5 separate regions of the Mus musculus genome follow, and all the other regions are linked to region 5. Evidence: chromatin loops called from intact Hi-C (ENCODE). Cell type or tissue: left cerebral cortex. All regions are shown on one strand.

The links. A loop is a pair of places that touch in the nucleus more often than their neighbours do. Peaks named below come from ENCODE experiments on the same cell type or tissue, not always from the same donor. Only the 100,000 strongest peaks of a DNase experiment are listed, where the experiment ranks them.
Region 1: a loop joins it to region 5, with 2.6 times the contacts of the local background. A loop is called at or near these places in 3 of 42 quality-filtered maps.
Region 2: it touches region 5 in a loop (2.1-fold over the local background); 2 of 42 quality-filtered maps call a loop at or near these places.
Region 3: a loop joins it to region 5, with 7 times the contacts of the local background. A loop is called at or near these places in 10 of 42 quality-filtered maps.
Region 4: it touches region 5 in a loop (2.2-fold over the local background); 3 of 42 quality-filtered maps call a loop at or near these places.

Annotation. Positions count from the first base shown.
Region 1 is chr7:111,026,540-111,031,539 of GRCm38, reverse strand. It overlaps Ctr9 (CTR9 homolog, Paf1/RNA polymerase II complex component), which reads right to left and starts at 2,589. Exons shown (of 25, transcript NM_009431.2): 1 at 2,359-2,589; 2 at 1,228-1,326. The coding sequence starts at 2,403. In left cerebral cortex, a CTCF peak has its summit at 2,638; a DNase peak (open chromatin) is centred at 2,677; H3K4me3 peaks cover 1,858 bases; H3K27ac peaks cover 1,104 bases.
Region 2 is chr7:111,169,920-111,174,919 of GRCm38, reverse strand. No RefSeq gene overlaps it. Among named protein-coding and RNA genes, the nearest start is that of Gm33098, 38 kb to the left of the region's middle. In left cerebral cortex, no CTCF peak of the experiment used is centred here; DNase peaks (open chromatin) are centred at 304 and 1,976.
Region 3 is chr7:111,154,237-111,159,236 of GRCm38, reverse strand. No RefSeq gene overlaps it. Among named protein-coding and RNA genes, the nearest start is that of 1700012D14Rik, 34 kb to the right of the region's middle. In left cerebral cortex, a CTCF peak has its summit at 4,853; DNase peaks (open chromatin) are centred at 2,123, 2,590, 3,079, 4,899 and 3 more places; H3K27ac peaks cover 1,567 bases.
Region 4 is chr7:111,247,281-111,252,280 of GRCm38, reverse strand. No RefSeq gene overlaps it. Among named protein-coding and RNA genes, the nearest start is that of Gm33145, 36 kb to the left of the region's middle. In left cerebral cortex, a CTCF peak has its summit at 2,442; a DNase peak (open chromatin) is centred at 2,437.
Region 5 is chr7:111,079,360-111,084,359 of GRCm38, reverse strand. Eif4g2 (eukaryotic translation initiation factor 4, gamma 2) reads left to right here and starts at 1,330. Exons shown (of 22, transcript NM_013507.3): 1 at 1,330-1,575; 2 at 2,727-2,853; 3 at 3,396-3,461; 4 at 4,038-4,178; 5 at 4,965-5,000. The coding sequence starts at 2,813. In left cerebral cortex, a CTCF peak has its summit at 2,096 (motif pointing right); DNase peaks (open chromatin) are centred at 1,241, 1,677, 1,941, 2,119 and 1 more place; H3K4me3 peaks cover 3,135 bases; H3K27ac peaks cover 2,634 bases.

The DNA.
Region 1 (5,000 bases), 53 kb after region 5:
AAAAAAAACTCCTCAAAGTAGATGGAATACAGCAGGGTATGGAAGTGAGGGAGCTTAGGAGGGTGAATATGACCCAACACACAATATATGCATATAGAGAAATCCATTAATAGGTACAATGTGCACTAACAATTATATATTTTTTAAGATGATTATCTGGAAGGCTGAGCAGGAAGACTAAAGGTCAAGGACAGCTGGGAAACTTAGTGAGACTCTGCCTCATAATAAAAGGTAAAAGCAAGGCTGGGGATACACCTTAGAAGATGAGTGTTCCAGTATTTTCAAGGACCTAGATTCAATCCATAGCATAATTGAGCAGAATATGTGCCCAATTCTAAACCTACTTTTCTGACCATCAAGGTAACATTAGGAACTTTTTTTTTTTTTTGTTTTTCTAGACAGGGTTTCTCTGTATAGCTCTGGCTGTCCTGGAACTCACTTTGTAGACCAGGCTAGCCTCGAACTCAGAAATCAGCCTGCCTCTGCCTCCCGAGTGCTGGGATTAAAGGCGTGTGCCACCACGCCCGGCTGGAACTTCTTATGTATCTTTCTATGAAAGCCACTTGTAGCATACAAGTTTAGGAATAGTGAGTATAGTTTATCTTACAATTGCTCATAAAAAGGAAACATAATGCCAGGGAGTAGAGTGTCTAAAATTATAGGTTCCCACACTGAATTTGCTGAGAATTTCTAGTAGCATTCATATTATGAAGGCAGGAACAAATATGACAAAAAACGTGATACCGAGATAAATTTCACTGCAAAAGGGCCTTCTTCTGCATTAGCTTGGAGCCTAATCACCTTCCAGAATGTTTTAGAAGAAAAGCTATGGAAAGTAATGTTTATTCTATCTATACATAAGCTAAGTTTCATTGAATTACCACGAAGTAATTAAAACCTCAATATAGAGAACTATTTACCTTAAATGAATCTCTCACCTTTATCAACAGACATTAATTTACCAGTAGAGTTGTAGTTGGGAAACTGACCTTACTGTTCCATAAATGAGAATATAACCATTGTTCGTGAGTACGTGCCATCACAGTCCTGGAAGTAGACCAGGTTGACCTCAAACTCAGAGATCGACCTGCCTCTGCTGCTACTAATTTTCATACAGATGATTTAATCATGCACAACAGATTTAATCCTGTGGGCTATTACTGTACTTGAGAACCAAAATCCTATGTTTTTTTAGTCAACAGAAAAATCTGCTCTAGGAATACTGACCGCCAAGGCAATCCATATGTGCAGTTGTGTGTGCTCCTGCTTCAGAATGCTGATGACTTCGTCTCCCTCCGGTAACTGATCGAAGTCAAGTTCAATGACCTAAAACACAGAATAAACGTTTCGTTTCCTTTTTAAATTCACAATTTCTCTCTTCTGCGTGTTTTGAATACTCATCAATGCCCATACACAAAGGGTATGTACTCACTTTCAATGGAGTGAACTAATTAATACATGTTCCTATTTAGGAAACACATGGCAAACAGGTTGTAGTCTGGTTTGGTCAAAGCATAGAAAAGCAGGCAAATCCTGTTGGTCGTTCTTCACATCGCTAAAACTATAAAATTCTCAACGACTTGCTTACTCAAAACCAAAATGAAACCTTGTACAACCCATAGGCCAACGAAACACTGATGCCATAGGTCTGAGAGCTTGAGAAACTCTATCCCAGAGGACAGGCAAAGTTGAATACCAACGGTCACTTAAATCACGGAGGCAGTATCGTGGGTCACATACATGCCTAAAATGTGGGCACCAACAATTAGAAGAAAAATATTCTGGAATGTACCCAAGACCACCATATTTTAGAAATGAATTCTACCTCGATCGAAAATAAAAGTGTGTAAAATCTAGTCTGACTGAGGCAACGCTGGAGCTTTATTCGGACAAACCACACGCCATGGATGAAAGTGGGTCGTTGCCATCAGCACACAGGAGCGGCTAAATCTCGGGCCCCTTATCTCGCCCAGAGAGCTGTGTTAATAGTGTGCCTTGACAGACTTTTCTTCCATGGCATTAAGAGCCGTCTCTCAGATACCCAGGGAGATTTAAAAAAATAAACAAATCCCAAGTTGGAGCAGCAGGTAGCCCCTGGGGCACTGACTCCCCTCTGTAAGAGGTGAGGTTTACTCGGCGCTCACACCCCTGCGCCTCGGAAGACAGCCGACTGTCAACAAGGAGCAGGCTGCAGGCGAACTTTCCCGAAGTCCTTGCGGCCAGAAAGGTGACCAGCTGAGTGGTGCCTGGGCCGAGAAGCTCGGCTGCGGCTCTCCCCTCCAAAAACCAAGCGGAGCAAAATCGGCGCTGGGATCGTCCAAGTTCATAGCCCTCCCCCGCTGCACACTCGGCACCCACCTCGTCAGTATCCCGGAGGGGAATCTCGATGGAGCCCCGCGACATGGTGAGCTCTGAAAGCAGGCGCTTCTCACCCCGCCGCTCGGCAGATCGCAGTCCCGGCTTCCAGCCTTACAGAGGTTACCACACCTCACACCCAGCGGAGCTGCCGGAGACCAGCTTCTCCTCTGCTGTCCGCCGCTGAAACAACGAGCTTCAGACCGCGACCGGCCACTTCCGGAGGCCCCGCCCCCTGTCCCGGAAGCACTACCAGTAGGGCGTGTCCCACGCGAGCTCCGCCCGCCTGGCGGCTCTGATGCGTCCTTCTTTGGAAAGACTGATAGTCCTGAGGTTGTTGTTGTGTCAGCCGTAGGTGACCGAGCGCCTTCGGGAACGCGGCATCTGCCGCTAAGGTGTCCAAACTGAGCTCCTCACAGACCCGCGCCGGAGCGGGGAGTGGTGGTGGTGAGGCGAAACCACGCCTCTATGGGCGGGGCCTCTGGTGACGAATTCTATGGGCGGTGCCTTGCCTCTTCGGCCACTTAAGCTTCTTGGGGGATAATTCAATCTTTTATCAGCTTTACAGTCGTTTTGTGTTGTCCCAGCCAGTTTGTGCAAGTCACACTGGTGATGTCGTTGTGACTAGTTTAAATAGACATAATCAGTGAATTCTGAAGTTATGGTAATAATGCACGGATTATTATTTTTATTTGTTGCGTTACATATTTGTATATGGATACATGCGAGCGATGGTGTGGCAAATGGAGGGCAGGGGACATCTTGTGGGAATCAGTTTTCTCCTACTCTGAAGGTCGTAGGGCTCGAACTCAGATAGACAGCGTTGGAGCCAGGCAACTTTTTGCAGACCCTGTTTATTTCTTGAGATATTCTGTATCCCAGGTTGACTTGAAACTCCCGACCTCAGCCTTCTGACTGCTGCAGTTATTGGCATATGCTTGGGCACCTGGCTTATATATATTTCTTAATGTACTTATATTTCTTTAGGAGCACAATGAAAAGGAACTGCTAGGTTTGATTTAAATAAAATCAAAAGAATTCTATTAAACCTAAATAATGAAATTATAGAATTCAAAAACATTTTAGCTCATGATTTCATTATAGAAGAGTATTAAATAGTTTCTTGTGCTTGGAATAAACAAGGGAAGGATCTTAATAAATAAGCGAATAGGCCGGGCAGTGGTGGCATGTACCTTTAATCCCAGCACTTGGGAGGCAGAGGCAGGCTGATTTCTGAGTTTGAGGCCAGTCTGGTCTACAGAGAAACCCTGTCTCGAACCCCCCCCCCCAAATGGGGAATAAAAAGGGTTAGTTTAACTGGGTGTGGTGGCACATGTCTTTAATCTCAACTCTTAGGAGGGAGGAGCAGGAGGAGAGCGCTGAATTTAGGCCATTCTACTCTATACATGGAGTTCCAGGCTAATCTGGGGTTACAGAATAGAGAGATCCTGTCTCAAAACAGAGCCCCCCTCCATCCCTGCTAGCCAGTGTTTTTTAAGATATTCACTGCTCTTTCTCCCAATTTCTTCTGCTGAGCCAAAGCTACTATTATCTCTTTGCCATCTTTTCTTGATTCTTCATCTTCTCTGGCTTCAAGCTCCAACCTAGTTTCAGCTATATTTCACTCGTAGGTATTTATGAAAAATGCCAGTTCATTTATAGTTTTCCTCTTAACTCTCTTAAAACTCTTGAGAAGAAACTAAATTAAATTTATTTATTTATTAAAGATTTATTTATTTATTATATGTAAGTATACTGTAGCTGTCTTCAGACACACCGGAAGAGGACATCAGATATTACAGATGGTTGTGAGCCACCATGTGGTTGCTGGATTTTGAATTCAGTCAGTGCTCTTAAACCGCTGACCATCTCTCCAGCCCCTGAATTCAATTTATGTTGTGACTTAATGGTTGTGTAACTATTTTTACATGTTTGAATAAGTGCTTGCCAAATAAATAAAGTGCTATCTACATATGTAATCTTAAAAAATTTTTTTAGAGAAGGTCTTACTATGTAGCCTGTAACTTACTATGTAGATTAGGTTGGTCTTGAACTCACAGAGATCTGTCTGTCTCTGCCTGTGCAGTGCTGGGTGAGCCACCTATGCCCATCATAATTTAAAGAATGTTAGCAACCACATTAAAATATAAAAGCCAGATTAAATTAATTTTAGTAATATATTTTATCATTTTTCCTATTAGGTCTTGGAAATCCAGCATGTATTTTATATATATATAATTTAGTTGATGAATTTTATTTGGGTCAATATTTAGATTTTCTAATATCTACAATTGGAAGAGGAGTCACATACCTCAGTTTTCCATAATTTCAATTAATTACAATTAAAGTCAATCCTCCACTTGGATAAGCCATATTTCAAATGTCCTCACATGCATTTAATGGATATTGTTTTAGGAAGTACACTGACTTCTGCTTAAATCGTGACAAAGCTTATAACGAATCACACACACACACACAGAGACACACACACACACTTTGTGGTAGGCAGTGGTGATTATTTTACATGACCCAAAGCTTCCCTGGTATGAAAGTCCCTGTCAGACATTTGGTCTCTTGTTTACTGGTAACCAAAGATATCTTGATAATATAGAACTCGATGTTTGGTTAATAGGGGAACTTGATTT
Region 2 (5,000 bases), 91 kb before region 5:
CAGACAAGCCTGTTTACTGATCACTCAGTATGTGCCAGGGACATAGCTGGACATTTTATAGGCGTTATCTGATTTCATTCCCTTGATAGTCAAATAAAGTAGACTTTATGACAGCCATTTTATATATATATGAGGAAACAGAAGCTCAAAGATCAAGTGACTGGGTTGAGATCACAAAAATAGTCAGAGGCTGAGCAAAATGACCCATCTGTGTCTGACTCCAGTGTCCAAGCCTGCAGCCTCTGCGCTCTGGAAGCCTGCAGCTCACGGCCATTCATTTCCGAGCTATAGCACTATGCACTGAGATTATCAGGCACACAGGATTGCAGACAGCTGGAACTGGTGCTAGCCTAGCAGCACGCATCCATCTGAGCATTCTTCCAGCAGACGCTGGCACCTGTGTGAGCCAGAACTGGAGCAGGTGCTGGGGACCAAAATAAGCAGTCTGAAGGTCCTGCCCTTGGCATGAGAATTGTACATGCGTGCATGAGCTTGTGTGTGTGTCTGTGTATGTGCATGTATGTATATGCAATGTATGTGTGTGCATTATGTGTAAGTATGCATGCATAGCTCTCTCTCCCTCTTTTTCTCTCTTTCTGTGTGTGTGTGTGTGTGTGTGTGTTTGTGTGTGTAAAGAGAAACCAGAGGTCAATTTCAGATGTCACTCCTCAGATGTCATACACTCTTTTTGTTTGTTTGTTTTAAGATTATTTACTTACGTGTGTGTGTGTCTGTGTGTGTGTGTGTCTGTCTGTGTGTGTGTGTGTGTGTCTGTGAACATGCATTTGGATGCCCCCAGGAAGCCAGAGAGGGCATCAGATTCTTTGGACCTGCAGTTACAAGTGGATGAGAACCACTTGGTGTGGGGGCAGGGAACAGAACTTGGGTCTAGAAGAGCAGGAAAGACGATTAACTGCTAAGCCATCTCTCTAGCACCCACTCTGTTTTTTGAGACAGAGGCTTTTACTGACCTGGAGCTCACCGAATGAGTTGGTTAACAAGCCCTAGCTCCTGCCCCTTTTCACTTTCCTAGCCCTGGGATTACAAGTGCCCCCCACCCCCAAATCTGGCCTTTCACACAGGTGCTGGGGATCGAACTCAGGCCCTCACCCTTGCACAGCAGGCACGTCACTGACTGAGCTATCTCTTCAACCCTAGCAAGAAGATCTCAAAGACATGCCAGAGCTTACTCTGGGTGTTTCTCAGCATGGGATCTGTGAAAGTTCACTCTTACAGAGGCCATCTTCGTGAGGGTTAGACTGAGCTAGCTCCTGGGACCTGGATTGTGCAAAGTCCAGAGCACAAGGCCAAGAGGTGCCACTGTGGTTCCCCTGCTAGACACTTAGCCCAGGGGAACTTTAAACAGTGGGGACAGTGCTCTGAAATCTGTCCTTTCCACCCGCTTGGACCTGCTGCTGGACATGCCTTCACGTGACCCACCAGAGGCAATATTTCTGAAGCCTTCCTTCACAATTCAAGTGGAAGTGTTTCATGCTTCTTTAATTCCTGGTTTTACCTGATAGAGGAAGTCTGGAAAGGCCTGAATGCAACTGCTAAGTGAACTAAATACCCGATAACAATTCCAAAGTCATTCCTGGGGTTTTGGTTTTTTCTCCTTAGAAAGCCAGTGGGGCTTCACAATTAGAACTGGCCCTGTGCTCCAGTCTCACGGCCTTCATGTCAGCATGCACACTTCAACTGACTGTTTAGTCAGCCTCCTATATCTGTGACTTAGGCATCTGTGGCATAAACCATGAGTCCTTGTTCCACAACCACAACATGGCAGAAGGACAAAGGGACCGAGGCATGTTCTTCAAGCTCCTATAGAGAGCCACTAAACCCATTCGTGAGGGCTCTGCCTCCTGATCCAATCACTTTCTAAAGGCCCCGATCCATAACACTGCCTATGCTTCCTGCAACAGTGGGAACACAGCCCAGGCCCAGTTATCTGTCACAATTCCTCTGCACCCAGCAATCTCATTTGCTTGCACTTTAAGGGTTCTCATTAAGGAGAAAGAGAGCCTTCCCGTTGGGACTGTTCATCCCTAGGGAAGCACCTGCAGGTGCTACCATTCAGAGACTCAGCCAAAACAAGCCTCAGGCAAATGACTTAAGTGTTTACCCACTGAAACCAAGTAGGCCATGCCAGCCCAGGAATACTAAATCCTGCAACTTCCAAAACAACCCAGTGGCGATGGCAATTGGAAAAAAAAAAACCTGCAGCTCACCCCGGATGCTTCCCGAGAGACTAAAGGTACCAAAGACTATTCCCAAAACTGGGCCCCAGTTCATGTCCTAAAGAATCCAGCTCATAACATCAGAAAAAGAATTTAGGGACCTGGAAGTATAGATCAATTGAGTGAGGGCTTGACTAGTACACCCAGAGCCCTGGGTTCGATCCCCAGTAGCACATACTTGGTGGTACATATCTGTGATCCTGGAAGCTGGGAAATCAGAAGATCAAGGGCATCCTCAATTACATAGCAAATCCCCCACCAATCTGAGAAACATAAGTCCTTGTCTGAAGCAAGAATCTAGGTTAACCTAGCCTCCATTAGGCATGCTCAGAGTTTGTCTTCTAGGTCATTTAGATCCCATCAAGTTGGCATTCGAGATTAATCATCACACCAATCAAGCCCCGCCTCTTTCAGAAAGTCTGCCCTAGTTTTCACTCTGAGTCTTTTCCCAGCCTCAGTAAGGGACCCACCCCCAACCATGGTCATCCATGACTAATGGCCTGATATGACTCTAAAACAAACCAGCAATAACCATCAAGGGAAATGGGTCTTTTTGCCTCTTAGATGAAGAAATAAGTAGAAAATCAGACTGCCCAATGCCTTTTTAAGATCAGCTCAGTTGTCTTCCTGGAGACCTTTCCCAGGAAACCGCTAGATGCTCAATGTTCCGTAGAGAAGGGTTAGCATGCTAGACTTTTCTGCCAGCTCTCCAGCTGCTATTTTAAAGCTCAAATACCATAGACTGGCCTTGCAAGGGTGGAAAAACCACTGCTGAGTGCACGCTGAAGAACTAACTAGCCGCACGGGTCCACGCTGATATCTGTTGCAGTGGTGCCTTCCCAGGACAGCCTGTCTTCACAAGGCTATCGAGAGACAGGAAAGCAGTGGCATGTCCCTCAGAGGACTATCGGGTGGTCATAGTAATAATTTCAAAAATAAAAATAAAAAAATAAAAAGGCAGATACTTGAGCAACAGCTCAATAGTTACAAACACTGGCTGCTCTTGCTAAAGAACCCAACCCGGTTCCCAGAACCCACATGGATGTCTACAGCTGCCTGTTACTCCAGTTCCAGGGAATTCACCCTCCTTTTCTGGGCTCCACAAGCACTGGGCATGCATACTGTGCACATACATATATTCAAGGTGTTATATATATAAAACTATGGCATATATACAGCATAGTTTTAATTTTAATGGTTTATATATTGTACATAAACTCTTAAAAAATAAAACTATGGCAAACTATGCACAATACCTTGTTAGATTATTTCTGGGGGTATGTAGTATGGAAATTGTTTTCCCAGTTTTACACAAGCTTATTTCCTAAATATGAGAGAGGGAAAAGTTCTCACTCTCGGAGCAGTGACTGGCAAATATTTCTCTTACAAAGAGCACTCCTCTCTCTGTCTTGTAGAAGGCTGTGAGTTAAGCTTTTATAAAAACAAAAACAGACTATAAACTATCCTAAGGGGAGGGTGACACCAAAGGACCATTTGTTCTGAGCATTGGCTGTCCTGGCTATGCAACACTAACTGACTCTTCTTCTGGCTCTTCTCCCTGGCTACCCCCCTGTGGAACCACCTGACTCTATTCTCCAGAAGCTCATATGCCAAAGAAAATGCAGTGTCTACATATATGGAGGTGGAATATTATTCAGTCTTTAAAAAGAAAACCCTGGGGCAAGAGATATGGTTCGTGGTTAGGAGCCCTTGTTCCTCTTCAAAGGACTTGAGTTCAGTTCCCAGCACCCATGTCAGGCAGTTCATAACCACCTGTAACTCTAGCTCCAGGGCATCCAGTGGACCTCACAGGCACTCACACACACGTGGCACATACTCACAGTGATATTCATACATACACATAAATAAAAATAAAATATTTTTTAAACTTCAAAATCACTTCTTTAAAAAAAAAAGTTTAATTATGTATGTATATGAGTACACTGTAGCTATCTTCAGACACACCAGAAGAGGGTATCGGATAGCATTACAGATGGTTGTGAGCCACCCTGTGGTTGCTGGGACTTGAACTCAGGACCTCTGGAAAAGTAGTCAGTGCTCTTAACCTCTGAGTCATCTCTCCAACCCAAATAAAAGATTTTTTAAGGAAGAAAAATCCTATTGTTTGTAACAATATGGATAAACCAGAAAGGCGTTATTAGAGGAAAAAGTCAGAGGAAGAAAGACAAACACCATATAATCTTCCTTATATATAAAGTCATAAACGCAGAGAATAGAATGATAAAACCCACAATGAGTATGAGATGGTTAAGGACACAAGATTTCAGTTTTGCAAGACAGTGGTCTAATGTGCAACATGGTGACTATAACTAACAAGAGTATATTGTTTCTTACATACTGTCAAAATGTACATGTGCAGGTGGCCAGAGGCACACATGAGCGAGCACACAAGGCAACTGTATCAGACAGGAAGTATTTTAGCTGACTTGATTGTAACAATTGCTTCACAACAGATAGGTGGGGGGAGAGGGGAGATGTCAGATAGATCTCAAATCGCACCAGTGGAAGCCTCTCATGATGATGGTTGCCTGAGTCCTAGCACTTGAGAGGATGAAGAGTTTTCTGTTACTTACAACCAAAGAATTCTACATGAGACATTCTTAAGTTAAATTACCCATTTCTGAGTCTTGTAAGGATGGCCAGGCATACCTTTTAGAAATTATAAATGTCTTTCAGAAGCTGAAATCTTTACATTACATTTACATGAAATCATTACAGTAATTAAGGAAAGCCATGACAGAG
Region 3 (5,000 bases), 75 kb before region 5:
AAGCATGACAGTAGGACCAGCTCCCATCTGTGGTAGCAACGTGGCTGCTGGCTCACATCCCAGGGACCAAAAGCAGAACAAAGAGACAACTGTGGAAATTCATCTGGCTTTCTCCTTTTCCCATTTTAATCCAGTACCGGCCCCTCCAGCCTGTGGAATGGGTCCCCACCATGGTACATCGTCCCTGCCTCCTCTGCTAATCCTCTCTGAAAACACCCTCACAGACATGCCCAAAGATGTGTCTCCTACATGATTATAAATCCAGCCAAACTGACAATTAGGAGTGACTGTCACAATGCCTGAACTCCATCTGTGGGAATGGCTCGAGCATTCTTTCTCAGGGGCTCTTTGGTCGCCAGGAAAATTGTGAAAGAGAAATAAACATTTGGGAAGAAAGCTGTAATCCCATTCTACACGTCATATGCTGGTGTCTTTCAGTTTCTGCATGCTCAGCTGAGGTCCAGCTGTGCAGATAGACCACATGGTTTTACATCTGTTTTAAGAAAGTAACTTTGTGGTCCTGCAAGATGTATGTATGTATGTATGTATGTATGTATGTATGTATGAAAAAAAAATACCTAAATAAAGTAGTGTATAGTCCATTCAGTCTTTCCTTCACAGTGGCTTCTGGGAAAAAATGTTGTCTTTTCTATCTAATTTTGAGATGTTCTGAAAACTTCTCTCTCAGTTCCCCACAAAACAGTCTGGATGATCCTTGAAGACACAAGTCATAAAACTGTATGGTTGCCTTTAGCTGAGGCAGTCAGACTCAATGAGAAAGGGCAGGGGAGGGGAAATGGTTATAGAGCTAGATGACTGGATGCAGTCTTGGTTTTACAAAATAAATAGGTTCTAGAGATGGCGCAGGAGCTGATTCCACAGCACTGTAACATACTTGAGGTCACTGCACTGGATACCTAAATGTGGCTAAAGCAAGAAATGGTGGATTTCACCACGTGACGAACAAACACATTGGGAATTTATGAACCACCTCTGGGAAGCAGCAGATACAGAGATGCTGTGAGTGGCATTCTGGAGATAGTGCATCCTGAAAACCAGATAGAGATGGCCTGTCTCCGGTTCCCAACACTTCATTCACAGACACGGCTGAGTAACTGTGAAGAATTCGGAGAAACAGATGGGAGTGGAGGTGGAGAAGATAAACTAGGGAGAAGTACCCCTCCCAGGAATGGCACACGTTTCCAAAACATTTATAAAACAGACCTAACCCACTGTCAGGACAAGCCTGGGGAATGAAGGTCAAGGGTCATACTCCGGGGCTACAAAGAAGGCCTTGCCCAAGGGAGGCCGAGAGCTGAGAAAGAAGCTTTCAGAGGTGAACTGCCTTGCCCCAAATGCCACAGTTACTAAGGAGCAGGGTGGGGACTTGAGATCTCACTCTCTCAACTCCTGGCGCTCACTTCCTAGCCAAGGATGACTTAAAACAGAATGAACCTGAAAAAGCCAAAAATAATTCTGTATTGCATTAAAGAAAGAACAAGTCCCTGTTGTATATGGGCATACAAATACGTATAATTTGAGGGTGTATTTTAAACCTGACAGCATCCTCCACCCCACCCCCACCCCTGAAGAGAAAAGAGGGTAAGAGCAAAATGTGGGGTGAGAAGCCATCTGACTCACCGGTGAGGTGGGGGGAAGAAGCTGTAAGCAAACACGATGAGTTTATTTCCAGCCCACATCTCCCTCCGCCAGCCCTGGCAGCCAGCCCACCCGTGTGTTGCCGGGGCCTCCATTGGAGACGTGGCCAGAGTCCTATTTTAGGAGGACAGAAGTAACCTAAATCATGTGGCTGCTAAGCTGGAATTTAAAGAACACACACCAAGAGAGGTAGGGGGAGGGAGGGAGAGAGGAAGAGAGAAATGGAGACAGAAACAGAAAGAGACAGACACAGAGAAAGAGACAGAAAGACAGAGAGGGAGGATAGAGGAGGAGAAGAGAGAGGGAGGGAGGGAGGGAGGGAGGGAGGGAGGGAGGGAGGGAGGGAGAAAAGATATATGATACTGGACACCACAATGTGCTAGCAGTTGGCCATCTGACGTGTTCCAATCTTGTCTAACCCAGGGAAGCCTTAATATAGTCCCTTTGTCCTGTCCGTTACGGGAACAGCCAGCAAAACTGCCTGCAAGAGAAAGCACATGGTCTCAGAGGTGAGCCAGGGACAGCCTCTGAGGTGCCAAGGATTTTTCTGAGCAAACATTGATGGACAGGTCTGTGTGTGCTGGAGAAACCCGTTCCCCTGGCTCCTTGCGGAATTCAGCCCCAGGGGAAGTGAGCTAATGACTGGGGTGGTTCACCTTCAGCCCAGATGCATCATAAAACCAACTTGTAAAGCCTGGTTCTGAATACTTTTGCTCACCCAGATGGAGTTCTGTGGGGCTCTGTGGCTTTCATATTGGAGGGTCCAGGGGCAGTTCTTCCTTTCTCTGGCCTAAAACCAGGGCCGGTGTCCTGAGCCTGTCAGCTAACCCAGGCTGTGGTCAAATCTGCTGACAGCAGCCACGGTCTGCCTGCAGTGTGTGCCCCACATCTGGGACTTGTGATTCACCAGCCAGTCTCTTCCCCCAAACCTAGTTTTTCATTCAGGCCTGAGCACGCAGGACTCACAGAGCCTGGGCTCCAGTGCCTAGACTTGTCTCTCTACCTAAGCACCCAATAGGGTTTATCCTTATCTCTAAACAGCCTTCCCCTCCCCTTGGGCTCAGCCTGATTCACCAGGGGAATTTCTGTCTTGATTTCTCATTCTGAGCCCAAGCTAGGGTGAGAGATTTCTGAATGGTCTTCTGTATACTGTTGGTGTCTGTGAGGACCCTTAAATTCAGGGGAACCTTTACCCCCACTCCCTACCCCGAACCCTTATTTCCACTGCTCTCCTCCCTCAGCTTGCCCAGGAGGACCCCAAGCAGCACCTGTTCTAGCCAATTCCTGGATTCCCTGTTTCTGCTCTCACCTCCTGGGCTCTTAATCCCTTGTCACAGCTGCTTCTGGCCCTTTGGTGACTCTTAAACTTCTCTTTTTAAACGACTGTCTTATCACGTGTTTCTGGCTCGATCTGTTTTGGACACAACAGTTTCCCTGTGGGCTGCGGTGAGGATTCTGTAAGTCAGCCAGCCTCTGGGTAGCTTGTAGATAGCTTCCAGTGTCCCTGAGTGTCTCACCGGGCCTTTTGGTTCTCACAATAGGGTTTTCCCTGGCCCTGCCTCCAAGGTAGCTTTAATCTCTAGAGCCCCTCCCTCACCTGAGGCAGCTACATTTTAGGCTCATCTCTTGACTTGCTGAGACCATTTTTCAAAAAACAAAAACAAAACAAAACAAAATTTGGCAATGCTTTTTATCAACAGGAAAGGAAGGGTCATCCCATATTTATTTCAATTTTTTTGGTTGCTAATATTTATTAGATTATTCACCCATCAACAGGAGTTGGACATTATCAAAATTCGTCTCAATTTCTGCTCATCTCAAAGATTCCTAGCCAAGCATCTATAACTGGTCAAAAAATAAGCCAAGTTATAATAGATTGGAGAATCCTCTCCATAAGCCAGTGTATAATATTAATATACATGGAGTACCCAGGGGACCAGAAGGTGCCTAAAGGTGCCTCTGACATGAACACACACCTGTCATAGTATGTCATAACATAGGCAGGACTCTGCATGCCTCCTTTGACTTAATGCTAAATCATAAACAGTTGCCATGTCACTACATAGAATAGTCTTTGGGGTGTGTGTGTGTGTGTGTGTGTGTGTGTGTGTGTGTGTGCAGATATGTGTGTGTGTGTTCATATTTTATATGCTTGTCTTTGTGTGTGCGAGTATGTGTGTGTCCAGGTGTATGTGGACGTTCATGGACAACCTCAGGTAGGTAACATCCTTGGGAGCTTCTTATCTTGGTTTAGTGTCATTCTTTAGAGACAGAGTCTCTTCTCTTAGGGCTCACCAATCAGGCCAGCAAACTCCAGAGCTCTCCCTGTCCCTACCTCCCACTACTGGATGCATACTACTGTATCTGGCTTTTTTGTGTAGATTCTGGGCATTGAACTTAGGTCCTCATGCCTGTCTGAGCCATCTCCCCAGCACCAGCTCAGTGACTGCAGAGTAGCCCTTTTAGCAGGGCTTCCCAACCTTCCTAATGCTGTGACCCTTTAATACAGTTCCTCATGTTGTGATGACCCCAACCATAAGATTATTTTCATTGCTGCTTCATAACTGTAATTTTGCTGCTGTGATGTATTGTAATGTAAATATCTGATATGTGGGATGTATGATATGTGACCCCTGTGAAAGATTTGAGAACCACTGCTTTTAGTGAAATTGCCATAACTGACCTGACTAGTGGATATTGGTGTTTTTCTACCATCATGTAGGAGTCTCTAGTACGCATCTTAGCACCTGGGACTTATTTAAGAGTATTTCTTAGGCCAGTTCTCAGCAGCAGGTTTAGTCAGCCAAGGAAAGAAACTAAAGCTTTCCAAACCTGTTGTTGCTTCCATTGCTTCATGCTTCCCTGAGATGAGGTTAGAAAAGTCTATCTGGGAAGTCTGAGCAGGAAGAAGAAACAAACATAGACAATTGTGTGAGGCATCCCACGTGGAATCTCTGTTACACCGCCAATCCAGCTTGCCCGGATTTGTTGATGCGCTTACTCTTAAGACTGTTTATGAAGAAATTCACCGCACATTATTTTAGAAACTTTGCTTACACGGTCTCATGGGTCCTCACAGCCACGCCCTGAGAAAGATGCTTTCCACCTCATTTCATAAAGGAGGGTGCAGGAGCTTAAAGAGGTGAAGCCTAGATCCCAGAAAAGCAGGAACACGTGCAAGCCTGTTCTTTCAGCTCTGCCACTAGGTGTTTCGTCCCTCGTCGTCTCTCCTCCTGCACATGTGCACAACGGAGTCTTCAACTTCTCCTGATAGGTGGAGGGAACGTTGAAGAGGTAACCTAGGAGGAAGGTACACACAGCTTCAAGACTTTGCTAAAGAA
Region 4 (5,000 bases), 170 kb before region 5:
TTTACATATTTTGGATATTAGCCCTCTGTCAGATGTGGAGTTGATGAAGATCTTTTTCCATTCTGTGAGCTGCTGCTTTGTCCTATTGATAGTGTTCTTTGCCTTACAGAAACTTTTGGGTGTTATGAGGTCTCATTTATTTACTGCTGATTATAGTACCTCCACTGTAAGTGGTCTGTTCAGGAAGTTGTCTCCTATGCCAATGTGTTCAAGGCTATTCCCCTCTTTCTCTTCTATCAAATTCAGTGGTTTTACAATGAGGACCATGATTTTTTTTCTCAAGGTATGTAAAGAATTGTGCTGGATGGAGCCTGACATAATTGTCATCACAGAGGCTTCATCAAGCAACTGATGGGAGCAGATGCAGAGACCTATAGCCAAATATTAGGCAGAGTTAAAAAGAATCATGCCAAAGAGAGGAAGAAGGATTTTGGGAGCCAGTGGGGTCAAAAATACCACAAGAAAACCCACAGGATCAATTAACCTGGGTTTATGGGGCTCACAGAGACTGAACTGACAGCCAGGGAGCCTACATGAGTCTGACTAGGCGCTCTGCATATATGTTATGATTGTGTAGCCTGGTGTTCTTGTGGGACATTTAACAGTAGGAGCAGGGGCTGTCTTTGACGTTTTGAATGCTTTTAGGACCCTTTTTCTCCTTCTGGGCTGCCTGCTCTAGCTTAATATGAGAGGAGTTAACAACCTTTTTACAACTTGATATGCATGTTTGGTTGATATCCCTGGGAGGCCTGTTCTTTTCTGAAGGGAAGCAGAGGAAGGGTGAATCTGGGGGAAAGGAAGGTGGGGTAGGGACTAGGAGGAAAGAAGAGAGGAAAGACATGGTCAGGATGCAATAAATAAAAATATTTTTTTAAAGACACACACAGAAAATTAAGCTATCCTAGAGAAACTTCTTGAAACTTGCTAAAATGAAATTCTACCTAGAAGCCGCATGTGTCCGATAAAGAACGTCAGTGTTGATTTGAACAACATGGGGACAGTGGCTCCTGACTCGCCAGAGCTGGGCTCTGCCTGAGAGGCAGCTCCTTTGCCCTCTTCCCCATTCACCTTCTTCTCACTGACTCCCTTCTCCACCTCCTCTGACTTGCGGGCTCCACCTTACTCTCACCTCCTCTTAATACTTATGTAAATATGTTGATTATGCAGATATTTATGCAGAGAACTCCTGACTCTTCTATTATTTTTGGTCTAAGATGTTCAGAAATGTTCTTCTCCAACCTTCCAGGGCAGGAAAGTCAGACCTACGTCTGCTTAGAGCTTGAAGTCCATTCCTACCCTGAACGATATGAATTCATCATGCTCATCTCTGCCACCTGAGTTTACCCCTGAAAAATACTTTCTAGTGCTGGGATAGAGGACTATTGTCCCATGCAAGAGAAAGACGTGGCATTAGTTCCTGATGGCTGCTATGACAAAGCAGTGTGATATAAAACTGTATTCTCCGTCAGTTCTGGTAGTCAATAATGAAAGTTTTGTTTAATTAGGCTAAAGTCAAAGGCTAGCAGTACTCTCTGACTCTAGGGAGAACAATTGTTTTCAGCTTCTAGCATCCATGTACGTATGTCTTGACTTGTGGCTTCTTCTTTCATCTTCACTTTGTGTCAAACTGCTTCCAACATCTTGTTGCCTTCTCTTCCATCTTCTCATCTCCCTCTGCTCTCTCTTCTAAAGAAATTCCTGGTTGTATTTAGGGCCTCTGCATCTCCCATGTTTAACTAAATTACACCTTTAAAGCCCTCTGCCATGCGAGGTAACAGGTTCTGGGGATTTGTGAACAGTTCTGTGTCTACCACAGAGAAACTGGCTACCGGGCAGCTTTTGTTTGTTACTCTCATTCTTAGAATTAAATCACCAACTATTGTTTTTAATTGTGGGGGTGAGGGAGGCACTGAATCCTTATCCTGGAGCCTGATATGGATGCTGGGCACTGCCTTAGTCAGGGTTTTACTGCTGTGAACAGACACCATGACCAAGGCAACTCTTATAAGGACAACATTTAATTGGGGCTGGCTTACAGGTTCAAAGATTTAGTCCATTATCATCAAGGTGGGAGCATGGCAGCATCCAGGCAGGCATGGTGCAGGAGGAGCTGAGAGTTCTACATCTTCATCTGAAGGCTGCTAGTGGACAACTTGCTTCCAGGCAGCTAGGATGATAGTCTTAAAATCCTCTCCTACAGTGACATACCTACTTCAACAAGGCCATACCTCCTAATAGTGCCACTCCCTGGGCTGAGCATATACAAACTATCACAGAAACCAAACTCAAATCCTCTGGGCGGGGGGAGTATCTAAGACAGGCTGTTAACCTCTGAGCCCAGATTATGAGCTATCTTTGATTATGTTGCAACACAGTGGTTTGGGCACAAAGCTGTTACTTGGACACTGCCTTCCATTAGCTGCGCTGCTCTCTGCTGCCCCCTGCCTGTTGGCGAGCTTTGCCTGCATGGCTTAGTTCTTACAGATCATTGAATTGAACGTGGAGGATAAGGGTTGGGGTAAGAGGGTAACAGAAATATCCTCCTGCTTTTGCCAAGCCTGTATCTGGGAAGGGCTGAGGGCTCCCTGGCAGCCCTCATCAGTGTCTAACAGCATACATAAATCAAACAGGACCTGGGCCACAGCGCTCCTGGGGAGTGAAATGGAACAGAGAATGGTGGTTCTTGTTTAGGTTGATCCCAAAATATATGGGAATAAAGGCTTTAGGGTGATGTATTTCTCTTTAATGCTGTCACATCTGTCATCCTGATGGTTTAACCTCTGGGTTTGGGTTTGGATTTTTTTTTTCTTTCAGACCCACATTATTTCTGCAAACTTGACACCAGATGCTGCCAGGGAGACAGAGCTGAAGCGATAAAAATCTATTTAACAGATTTAGTGAGGCAAATACAAACTAATTAACAATTTTAGAATTGGGATTAAACACTAATTCTTTTAAACCATAAAAACTGAGATGAACAAAAGGAAAAGAATGTTCTCCCTCTGAATAACTCAAAGGAGCCATCTGTTTGTCATTGAGAAAATGGTCCGATTGATGGATTTTGAACAAATTCTGACATCCTTTCTTTCTGGGCTTGAATGCATTATGGACAGTTATCCGGGAAAGAAAGCACATAACTTCCTGCCTAATGTGTGGATCTGGGCTTCCCTGAAGCTCCAGAAGTCATCTATTTATGTACTGACTCAGAAAGGAGAAGGCAAAGGATAGAATGATGTGTGGATTCTGCTTGGAGAGCACACTGCAGATGTAGGGAAGGAAAGGTGGCCTGGTGTCTCTCTGACCTCACCTTGCTGTCTGTCACCATTGCTATGAAAGATAAAAAAAAAAAACTGAACCTGCCACCCTCCTGTCTCAGTTTGTTGAGGCACTGCCTGGTTTTGGAATGCAAGTTCTAGAGTAATCACATGCTGTGACTTGAATCTTAAATGTGCGCCCTCCAAAAAAAGCCATGTGCTAATGGCATGGCTTGGTCATCAATCTGTAGTACTAGTGGGAGGTGATGGAACCTATAAGAGGAGATGACCTCTCTAGAGTCCACTCTTTTTTTTTTTTTAGATATTTACTTTATTTACATTTCAAATGTTGTTCCCTTTCCTGGTTTCCCCTCCAAAAATCCTCTATCCATCCCCACCTCCACCCCCACCCCCCCCACCCCCGCTCACCAACCCACCCACTCCCCCTTCCTGGCCCTGGCATTCTCCTATATTGGGGCATAGAACCTTCACAGGACCAAGGTCCTCTCCTCCCATTGATGACCAACTAGGCCATCCTCTGCTACATATGCAGCTAGAGCCATGAGTCCTACCATGTGTACTCTTTGGTTGGTGGTTTAATCCCAGGGAGCTCTGGTTGTACTGGTTAGTTCATATTGTTGTTCCTCCTATGGGACTGCAAATCCCTTCAGCTCCTTGGGTACTTTCTCTAGCTCCTTCATTGGGGACCCTGTGCTCCATCCAATGGATGGCTGTGAGCATCCACTTCTGTATTTGTGAGGCACTGGCAGAGCCTCTAGAGTCCACTCTTAACTGATCTTAGGACTTGGTCCTTCCCCATCTCTTTGCTTCCTGCCCATCAAGTTATGAGCAGCTCTGCTAGTTACAGCCCCAGCCATGCTGTTCTGGTGTTCTGTCTGAGTTATAGGCTCAATGTGAAAGGACCAACAACCAAGAACTCTCAAACCAGAACCAAAGTAAGTCTTCACTGGACATGGGGACAACTGTGCTGGGGTGAGGGAGTGTCCCCACACATGTGTGCACGTACAAGGCAGAAGTCGACTCCAAATATCATTCCTCAAGCACTGGCCACTTTTCTTTTAACATGAATGTGCCTGTGTCTGTAGCAAATGCCATATGTGTGTGGATGCTCATGGAGGCCAAAATAAAGTACAGGAGCCAGAGTTACAGGTAGGTGTGAACTGCCTGGTGTTGGTGCTAGGAACTAAATGTAGGTCATCTGCAAAAGCATTAAGCATGGTCTAACCAGTGAGCCCTCTCTCAAGCCCCCACTTTTCCTTCTTTTTAGATAGGGTCTCTCAGTAGCCTGGAACTTGCCCAGTAGATTATGCTTGTCAACCCAGGGGTCTGTTGGTTTCCATCCCTTTTCTGGGATTCCAAGCACATGTGCCACCATAGCTGGCTTTTTTAGCTCCTAGGAATATTATAAGCCATTTGACTTGGTGGTTTTGCTATGCCTTATAACAGGTATATTCATAGCATGCCAACTAAATTACCATTTGTTGAACATCAAGCATGTGTCAGACAGAATGATCCCATCAAGAGATTATGAAGTAGATATTATTATGGTCTGTATTTTGCAGATAACAATATCTTTGAGAAATGTAATAATTTGTCTGAGGTCATGGAGCTACTAAATGACAAGACAGAGTTAAGCCCCTGGGCTGTTTAATTGCACAGCTGATTTCTAATTCTGTACACACCCTGCTATTACTATATATATGCTCACATTTGTTCATTTACATC
Region 5 (5,000 bases):
GTGAAAAACTAAAATATCACAGTATATATTTCTACTAGTTATAAAGCCATACAAGTTATATATACAAAGCAAAATCTCTTATATTGAAAAAAATTGCCCCTCTCCTAAAAAATGCTTTTCTTTTTTACACTTAACCCCCAAATAAAAATGGTTTTTACAGTTTTTAGTTTAAGTGAAAGTTTATTTAATAGCATTAATTCTAAGGCAAAGACCTAAGTTTACTAGAATTATAAACCTTCAAAGCCACACTTTTCAGCAGACTTAAATACTAAGGAAAGTACAATTGTCTGCTGAAAATTCTATTTAAGAACTAGGGCTTTCAACACCAAGACATGCCAAATTACGTTTGGGTCTTTGAAAACCCAGCTCTTGGGAATGAATTCCAAGCCATGACTGTTGAAAACACACGTGCTTTAGTTTAGTAACCCATCTTATTGAAAAAAAAAAATGCATGCTTAACAGAGATGGGACATTTCTCGTTTACATACCTTCATTTTTGGAAAGCTAAAATGTTGCATACTGTGGCATACATACATAACCCATCTTTTAAAATACCACCTGGAAGTATAGTTTGAAATGCTTCATTTTCCTATATAGCCCTTAAATAAAATGAAAGCACTGCGCTGCCCGTCTTTAATGTTTGTTAAAAATGAAGGAAAAACTTTAAAAAATGACTTTGCAATTTCCAAATGCCCGCGCTCTGCAAACACTTCTCAAGCCAGCCTAGTATACTGTCTGGGTCAAGCTCGGTGACAGCAGGCCGAGCATTTGAGTTAAAGCTGCCTCTAGCCTGGGATACAAAGCCCTTCCTTTGATCCTTTTCTCGTTACTCTGCAGATGGAGGACCAACAAACAGAACGCATTCCTATCGATGGGCACACGTCCCTCTCTTCAGCAAAGCTCCCAGACGCTAAACCGAGGCCAGGCCGCAAGGCCACGCCGAGCCCTCAGGACGCCAGGCCCGGGCGGGTCAGGGAGGAGAGGCGAGGAAAAGGTTCTTCTATGCAAGCATGAGGCTGGGACTCCGGAACAAAGCGCCGGCCCAGGAAGACCAGGCGGCCCGGCGGCGCACACTCACTGGGCTCCCGGCGCTACGCAAGAGTCCCGCAGCGCGCCGGCCCGCCGCCCTTACGCCACTGGCTTGGCCCCAGAGCCTTCGCGAATATGGCTTTGCGCACTGCGGCGAGGCTGCGCCGCAACCGAGCTTGCCCGCTGGCTCCTCCCCGCCGCCCTGCGCGGATTGGTAGCGGACGGAAGCCCGGCTGCTGATTGGATAGCGAAGGAGCCACTCGGGGAGGCTCTAGTGGGTCGGCCGCCTCAGAGTGATAAGTTGGGCTTCAGACACGCCTCAGCGCCAGCAGCGAGCCGGAGCTCTATGGAGGTGGCGGCGGGTACCAGGTGGCGGCTGCAGCAGCTACTCCTCTGAGCTGAGACTTTCAAGCCGGCCGCGTCTCCTTCCTCCCCCTTCCCTCCCCCTTTTTTGTTTTCCGTTCCCCTTCCCCCTCCCTTCCCCGTCCCCGACGACCGGATCCAGAGGAGGCAGCTGCGGTGGCAGCTGCTGAGTTCTCGGTGAAGGTGAGTGGAGTCGCCGCCGAGCGGAGCCCTCTAAGATGGCCGCCGCCCCTGGCCGCTTCTTGTCGAGTGGAACAAAATGGCGGCCGCAGGCGGAGCCGGGCGGGGCGGCCTTTCCTCTGCCTTTGGGCTACTTAGAAATCTATGGCCTCCGCGCTCCTTCCTGTGTCGACCGAAGAGCTAGGCTGACGTGCGGTCGAGTGGCGGGCGCAGCCGGGATCCTGACGTGGGATCCGGGAACAGCGTGCGAGCGTGGCAGGCCTCGCGCCTCGGCGGGAGGGACGCGGCCCGCGGCAGGGCCCGGCCGTTGGCGCGGGACCAGCGAGGCGGACGAGTCCGGAGCCCGGCCTCCCGGCGGGGAGGAGGTGTGTGGCCCTACTGCGGGATGTCCCACTCGGGCGACGCCAAGAGCGAGTCTCGGTCCCTTTGTGGGCCTTGGCAGCCGAGGCGCTGTCAGCCGGGGGATTTATGGTGGAGGCGGCGGGTGGGCAGGAGGCCGCCTTCCTGCGGGAGAACAAAGGGCCGGCCCGGAGGGGGCGCCTCCCGCCCAGGCCTGGGCCCTCGCTAGACGCCGCTCGGAAGCTGAGCCAGCCTGGGCCTGGGGGAGGAACTCGCTGCTCTTTTGTTCGCGCGGAGTGGGGCGGAGGTGCCTGCTGCCATGTTGTGTTGTGGCCCCGGCCTTCCGGCGGCTTTCCACACGCGCCCTGTGTAAAAGGAAGGGCTTATAAAGACGAGCGGAGGAAAAGCTGCCCAACACCGGGTAGTGAGGCTCTGGCCGGCCTGTCACCACCCCGGCCACCCATTTTAGTACCGCAGACATATCCCTTGTAGCACCGCCGGTCTTGATAGCATTTCTGTTTAATTTTAAAGGCCCCATAATACGGCTGCTTCCTAGGCAGCATCCAGATTTTTTTTCATTTTATTTTTCTCACAAAAGCTGTTCTTTGCATCCTTGAATACTAAGAGAATCCACGGGGCTAAACAGGTTTTATTGTGTATTTGTGGGTTTTGACTTCGTTCTATTTTAGTCTTCTGAGGGCTGCAATGCAGTGAAAGTTCAACCAGCTGCAGTGCTGGGAGCGGAAATAAATTATATTTGAAAGTTTATAGCTCAGTATGGCAGTACCTAATTTTGGTGTTTTCTCTCTTTCCAGGCTTTTCATTTCTACCATCCCCTCCCCTCCCCACCCCATCCATTAATATTATTCTTTTGAAGATTCTTCGTTGTCAAGCCGCCAAAGTGGAGAGTGCGATTGCAGAAGGGGGTGCTTCTCGTTTCAGGTATGGTTTTGGGAGTGGGTAGTAGATACATTGGAGGGGGTGTTCAGAAAGGGCCAGTCATAAAAGCCTGGCAGTGGTGGCGCACGGCTTTAATCCCAGCACTTGGGAGGCAGAGGCAGGCGGATTTCTGATTTCAAGGCCAGTCTGGTCTAGAGAGTGAGTTCCAGGACAGGCAGGGCTACACAAAGAAACCCTGACTCAAAAAACAAAGTCGTTACCAATTCCCACTAATGTGCTGTGGTTCTAGAATAAAGAGTAAATGGATTACAGGGGTGGGGTGGGGGATTATTTTGTCTGAATGTATGTCTGCATACATTTCTGTGTACAGTGTCAGAAGAGGGCATCAGATCCTCTGAGACTGGAGTTGTGAGCTGCCATGTGGATGTTAGGAACTGAACTGCTTTGAATATCTGAGCCATCTCTAGCCTCCAGTTCACTTTCTTTTAGGCCAAAGTTCACTTTGTTACGCAGTTTCTAAAATATAAATAGGTTCCCTTCCAAGTGAGGCATAATTGGTATAGTAAAAATTTTCTTTTGAATAGTGCTTCTTCGGGCGGAGGAGGAAGTAGGGGTGCACCTCAGCACTATCCCAAGACTGCTGGCAACAGGTATGGTAAAACTTGTAAAGACAGTTAACTTAAAACTGTCGATTTGATTAAAGACTTCCATGCTAACAGGGTAATTCTTGGGAAGTCATCAGTAATCTTGATGTGGATTCATAATTCCAAACTGCTTTTCATCCTCTTGGTTTATGTTTGCTGGTATTTCAAAATTACGATCCCTACTATAGGGTATTTGTGAAGTGGTCTGTGTGGAATTTGCTTGTTAAGCATTTTAGTATTAAGTCTCAAGGTTTGGTGCCTGGGCCAGCAGTTTTGGCATTGCCTGGGAATATATATATTCAGAAGTGGAAATTTTTGGGTACTACCCCAAACCTACTAGAACAGAAATTGGGAATGGGCCTTCGAGTCTGTTTTAAGATACCATCTGGACAATTCTGATGCTGTTTGAAAAAATTTTTAGGATTGTTTTGTTGTGGGGGGGGAAGTAAAGCCTTTGGTTTGGTGGCTCCTTTTCCCCTCTGTTTAGCGGTTTTAGGGTTTTATGGTATTTGTTGTGAGTGGATGCTGTGTTCAAGTTTTTTCATAATTGTAAGCCACTTCATCAATGTTTTATTAAACTAGCGAGTTCCTGGGGAAAACCCCAGGGCAAAACGCTCAGAAATGGATTCCTGCACGAAGCACTAGACGAGATGACAACTCCGCAGCAAACAACTCCGCAAATGAAAAAGAACGACATGATGCAATCTTCAGGAAAGTAAGAGGGTAAGTGCCAAAGTCTGTTCTGAGGGAAGTGGTGGTGAACTATATTCTAGTATGTGAATTGAAAAATTCAGGCATGATTTTGGCAAGATTCACTAGGCATCCATTACATTGTAGTGGATTCAAATATCAACAATATTTTAAAGAATCTTAAACAGAAGTATAGCCTACTGGTATTTGACAGCAAGGTTTATTTGTTTACAACCTACAAGTTGGAAGTGATGGCATTTCCATTGTTGGTTTAGTGTGTAACTCAGTGACATGGGTAATATAACCATCTTAACTCATGGTCACTTCCATATAATGAAAACCTACTGCTCTTGAGTATTTAGAGAAGTTTCTTGTGAAACAGCGGGAAAGCCCAAATACAATTCAGATGTTGTAACTGAGAAGTGATTCCAGCATCTCTGGATGAAAACTGAACACTTCTATAATACCATGCACAAGATTTGCATAAGCTCAAGCCAGACAAAAGCCCTACTCCTAGCCAAGAAGCTACTAGCAAATACATGCTGCTGGGAGAGGGATCCCCCCCCCCCCCCACCGGAGAGTATCAGTTGATATGTCAGCCACACTCCAAGGCAAGTCTTAAGTTCAGGAATAAATTAGAGAACATGGGGGGATTGGGTCAAAAAATAATGATTTTAAAATACATGATGGAAATCTCAAGTTGGGGAGGGGGAGGAACATTTTCTTGTTTAGGACCCTAGTAAAGGAAAAGTCAAATTTTAAATGCTCTTTTTTTAGTTCAAGAAAAATATTAAGTCACATTTTGTGTTTTCCCCCTAGCATACTAAATAAGCTTACTCCTGAAAAGTTTGACAA